2 separate regions of the Homo sapiens genome follow, and region 1 is linked to region 2. A link is a loop called in an ENCODE intact Hi-C map of the cell type or tissue named here. Cell type or tissue: ascending aorta. All regions are shown on one strand.

Region 1 (2,500 bases), 540 kb before region 2:
TTCTGAGAAAAATCAACCCACGAGACAACTTTTTTTAGCATGATGGCAAGAATTTGGGAAAAGGGAACTTACAGGAAAAAGAGTTTGTTTTGCCAATTATTCATTCACCTTTTTTTCCTTCTATTTTTGTAGTGTCCAAGTAGGATTCCTTACCCCAAACCTAATTTTATTTTCCATTTTGTCCTTTAAAGATCTCAATCTTCTGATTATAAAATCTAACAGTTAACCACTGAAAAGGCAACAATTCCATGAATGCAGGTTTTTTAACCTTTAGTTCAAAAAACAAAACTTAGAATGGAAACAAAGTATTTTTTATCTCAAATAATAAAAGCAAATTTAAAATAGAAAAATAACGTAAGAAACAAAATCAGAATCAGGAGAATGTAAACTGAAAAATTTCCCAGTTCTTGAATTCCGGTTTTTTAAAATTGATGTGATATATATGGGATTATTCTCCCCCTCATTATTTCAGAGTAGGACACAGAGTGGTGAATCTACTTATACAAAAGAAACATCTGTCTTCAATCCAGGATTCATATAAAGTTAGATCATTTGCACAAGGCCATATAGTTTTATGCAACATACAATAAACAGCCATTTCCTCTTCTACTCTCTAAAATCATTATAAACCAAAGACACTAAAAAATCAAGCAGGCTGCAACTTGCCCAACCTACAGAAATGAGAATCTCTTTTTGGGTATTTTGAACTAACAGTGACTCATGGAAAAAGGCAGGTTGCTGTCAAATTGAGATCTTCAAAGTTAGGGTTCCCCAGCGTTCCTTTGAACCAAGGAACCCTGAAATTGGAGCAAATGCACAGTATAACACAATAGGGAGAAACCATCACCATCACTTTAGGGGTTAACAAACACCCTTTGCCACTGGCAACCCCTGAAAATCTCAGAGAGACCCAGTAGGGAAGGAAGAGGTACTCTAGGAAAGACTTTGACATCCACCATTAGATTCCAATCTTTGGCTGGCCTGATTATAAATGAATATGAAAAGGACATACTCAACAATGACCAGGGCACACAGCCTTACAGAGAGCTTAGAGCACTCACACAGGGGATAAGGCACAACTTTTCATAATGTTAAACACTGAAGAGCAGTGATGTTTTGGGAAACCCAATAATCCTACAACTGGACACAGTATCATGCAGCCACTAGAAATGGTCATCACAAAGCACATGGAAATGTTCTCTCATTATACACCGAGGGAGGAGGAGAACAGGACTTGTCTAGCCTTTACTGTTTTCATATTGGGTAAAGACAGATAAAAATGCTTCCGTGGGTTTTTTGTTGATTTGTTCTGCCTGTGTACAAAACTCATTAATGGAAATAGTTAATAATCTACTTTCAGTATCAAACATTTTCAGTATCAGATCCAGCATGCTACATCTCATCTGGATGAGGGGGTCATCATCTGACCAGAATTTACTATAGTTTCACATTTATTTCCTGTTACTCAGAGAAAACGGAAATGGCCCCAAAGGAGGCCAACCCTGGGGCACCTGACAGCTGGGGTTCTTTACGACATCACTCCTTAAGTACTGTTTAACTTCTCATACCATTTAAAATGTTATCACACATTTACTTAGCTCTGCAGTTTATAACCAACCTACCAAACGGGACAAGCCAGTCTGGATTATACAATATGTAAATAAGCCAGGGAGCTAAGGAGCAAGCTGACAGCAGGACAAGTTGGAACCGGGATAGAAGTTAAACCTTACTACACCTGAAGGCAGCCTCTTCATTCACTTTCTCTTCATAGTGCTTTATAACTAAAACATGGAGAATACAAACACCAATTCAAAAAATTCTACGTATCCCCACAAATACCAATTAGTAAGTCACCAAAATTAATTAAAGGAAACATACAAGTCAATATTTAAATTTCATTTAGCTTTTTTAATCTGATGAACCTACTGAATACTCATATTTGGGCCTGAAAATATTAATGCATTCTAAAGAGATTATCAGTAATGTGTATCTTCTTCTCACACACACATGCTGTCAGCTTAAATGTGGGCACAGTGGCAGAACTGAAGTTTCACTAACGTTGTTTTAGGACTTGAATAAATTGTTTTAGTTTCATGTGTGTACTTGTTTGAAAAACAGATTTTATATTCACCACCTTCAGAGATGTTGAACGCATATCACGAAACTGGTAACACTGCATGAGTATTCCTATTGTGTCAAATACAACAAATTGACATGAGAGAAGCTCTACAAATGAAATATTTAACATTTTATAATAAAAAAGAAAAATACCGAAACAACATTCAAAGGTATTCATCAACTCACATTGCTTCATGAAGATTACAATCGCCTATAAATTTGTCTTTTAAACAGGCTGTTACAATTCAACTGGAAAAAAAGCTATGAAACTTAAAATTGTGTCTATACAATTAATTATGAGTAGATGGTGATCATGTAAGAATCACTGACAAAATTACATGTAAATCATTTAAGAGCAACAAAAGACAGGTGAAATTTAATA
Region 2 (2,500 bases):
TGCTGTATCAATTTCCTTTCTATATTGTCAATGAAATGTTTATAATAAAGATTTTGAAGTATATTATTTACTTTATTCAAATTTTGATTCCTACAGAAATTGTAATTCTGTTGAAATATAGATATAGATAGAACTGGAAATACACACACACACACACACACGTTTAAATTGCCTTCCTTTTTTGTAGAAAAAACAAGCCCTGGAATAGCCTCTGAGAGAAAAACCCATGGAAATTTTACTTTGATAAAATGCCAGTAATGGCATAAAAAGCTGCCCTGGTGTTGTTTCTGGGAAAGCAGGCATTTCTCAATGAAGGAGTGATGGATGGTCTTTGAAGTTTAAATGATATCAGAGAGGAAATGAAAAACTGGCCAGGGCAGGGGAGTAGGGGGGACTCAGTGACTACATGCAAGCTGCACATAGTTCAGGTTCTTCTCTCACACTTTTTCATACGATGCCAAGAGTAGCTGGTTTCTTATCATCTTTGCATTCTTTAACATTATTAGAGTTCCATTTCCTTACTATTCTGAAGACTTGATATTTTTCCTATCCTGTTGCTTTCTTGTTACTTAAATGTTTTCTTCCTCTCAATTTTTCTCTTTCCCTCCCTTTCACTCTCCACTTCTAGAAAGTGGGCCATTTATTTTTCTAATTCTAGTGAAAGGGAAGCAAAATACCACACAGCTAAGTTTATCTAAGAAGTCCCAATTTCCTGGTGTCTTTTATTGTTATTTTGGTTTCCTTTTAACGTCAATATATAGCAGTTATAAAGTAGGTTTAGATGTTTTTATATTTTTAGTCCAAATAAACCCGAAGTATAAAGTTGCACAATATGATGATGGAAGAGACCCAAGAAATGTTGTTATTTAAAACTGATTTAGTTCTAGTTGAAAGCTGACTTCCTGGGCGATGTGCTGCCAGTGAGTCTTAATCCCTGGCTTCATGGTTTGTGGTTTATGTGGGCTGGCATGCTAAGCATTTAATCGTTAGTCACCATTCTTTTCTGAGGCCTGTGTGGCCAAGGCATTATCGTCACCCTGTCACTTACCTAGACATGCTCCTTGGAAAGGAGGTGAATTGGATCCATTAAAAGTGTGAGAAGAGCTGGGAAAGGTCTGATGCAGCCGTACGTTCAAAGATTAAAGCACTCCATATGCAGTTTGACTTTGTAAAGCTTGGATAATCGAGGAGAAAGCAAGGGGGCTGAAGAGGCTTTGAGTGGCCTGCTCACTTGTCTGATGGAAACTCATCAGATATGTGACTGATAATTTTATTTCACACATCTTTAGTATTATGTTTTAAAGTTTTAGGGATGGCTGGAAACCTCACTAAAAACTCTTATACTGTAGTCAGAATGATCAACCACTTTGTTAAATGAATGAGTGCAATACAAGGTATAAGAACAGGCTTATCAACCACTGAGGAACTAATGAAATGCCATTTCCTCCCTGATCCCCATCTTCATTGTTATGTCCTTTATAATTTTTTATCTAGGACAACCATGTTGACAGAGAAGGACTGGTATGTATCAGTATTTTAAAGAGTTTTATTTAAACTGAAACCATTCTTATATCAATTCTTATTATACTAACTCATATTAACTTTACTCAATGAATCTGCAAAGACCCTATTTCCAATTAAGGTCACATTGTGAGGTCCAGGTAGACATAAAGTTTTGGGGGCACTATTCAACCCAGAACACTTCCCCACAAAACTCTAAATGTATTTGAAAGCGTGTATTATACCTTATTTGTTTCCCAATATCTAGAGTGGTATTTGGAACTCAGTAGGTACTTAATAGTTGTTAAATGACAGTTTTACTTTGAACATCCAAATATACTATTAAGAAAAAATAACGGGTACCTAAGAACATTTCCATGAGGGAAGAGTAATGGCTGAATATGTGTGTGTGTATGTATATATATATGTATATATATTTCTGTATGCATACGCATATGTAGGTATAGGTATATTTTTATATATTTATGCACAACTTTCTAAAGAAGTTAGGCACCATGGGATATTGTTATTATTTGTTTTTTTTAAGATGAGAAATAATTTAAGCCTGTTGCCCTAGAGAAATGACTGGAAGTTAAGATTTAATGGGAGAAGAGAAGATCCTTTAAGATCGTTACTAACTCTTAACTTCAACGATCTTTAAAGGGAAGATCCTTTTTCCTTCTCACACTAACTCTTAACTTTTCCTATGGTAGAATATTTAACAAAAGGGCATTGAAATTATAAAAACATAATTTAAAAGGGTATCATCATAATGTTATTGATGAAATAATTTCTTACGAAATGGAAATTAGCAACTTTGAGTTTACCCTGACTTAATTTATTCTGAGAAATATCTTCTTCTCTAAATCTTACAACCCTAAAAATGAAGAATAGAAATACATCCCTTCAATAAGATATCTATTCCTAAAGGCTCAATCTTGGGTACAAAGGCAGAGGTATTTCCCCAAGAGGGCCTGCTAGGAAGAGAAGCAGAAGACAT

The links. Peaks named below come from ENCODE experiments on the same cell type or tissue, not always from the same donor. Only the 100,000 strongest peaks of a DNase experiment are listed, where the experiment ranks them.
Region 1: it touches region 2 in a loop (3-fold over the local background); 1 of 110 quality-filtered maps calls a loop at or near these places.

What each region holds. Positions count from the first base shown.
Region 1 is chr4:143,358,166-143,360,665 of GRCh38, reverse strand. The region is part of intron 1 of GAB1 (GRB2 associated binding protein 1); the gene reads right to left. Among named protein-coding and RNA genes, the nearest start is that of MIR3139, 16 kb to the right of the region's middle. In ascending aorta, no CTCF peak of the experiment used is centred here; a DNase peak (open chromatin) is centred at 1,509; H3K4me3 peaks cover 1,439 bases; H3K27ac peaks cover 2,500 bases.
Region 2 is chr4:142,816,103-142,818,602 of GRCh38, reverse strand. All of the region lies in intron 1 of INPP4B (inositol polyphosphate-4-phosphatase type II B), which reads left to right. The region is part of intron 3 of USP38-DT (USP38 divergent transcript); the gene reads left to right. Among named protein-coding and RNA genes, the nearest start is that of INPP4B, 29 kb to the left of the region's middle. In ascending aorta, no CTCF peak of the experiment used is centred here; DNase peaks (open chromatin) are centred at 352 and 962; H3K4me3 peaks cover 834 bases; H3K27ac peaks cover 1,560 bases.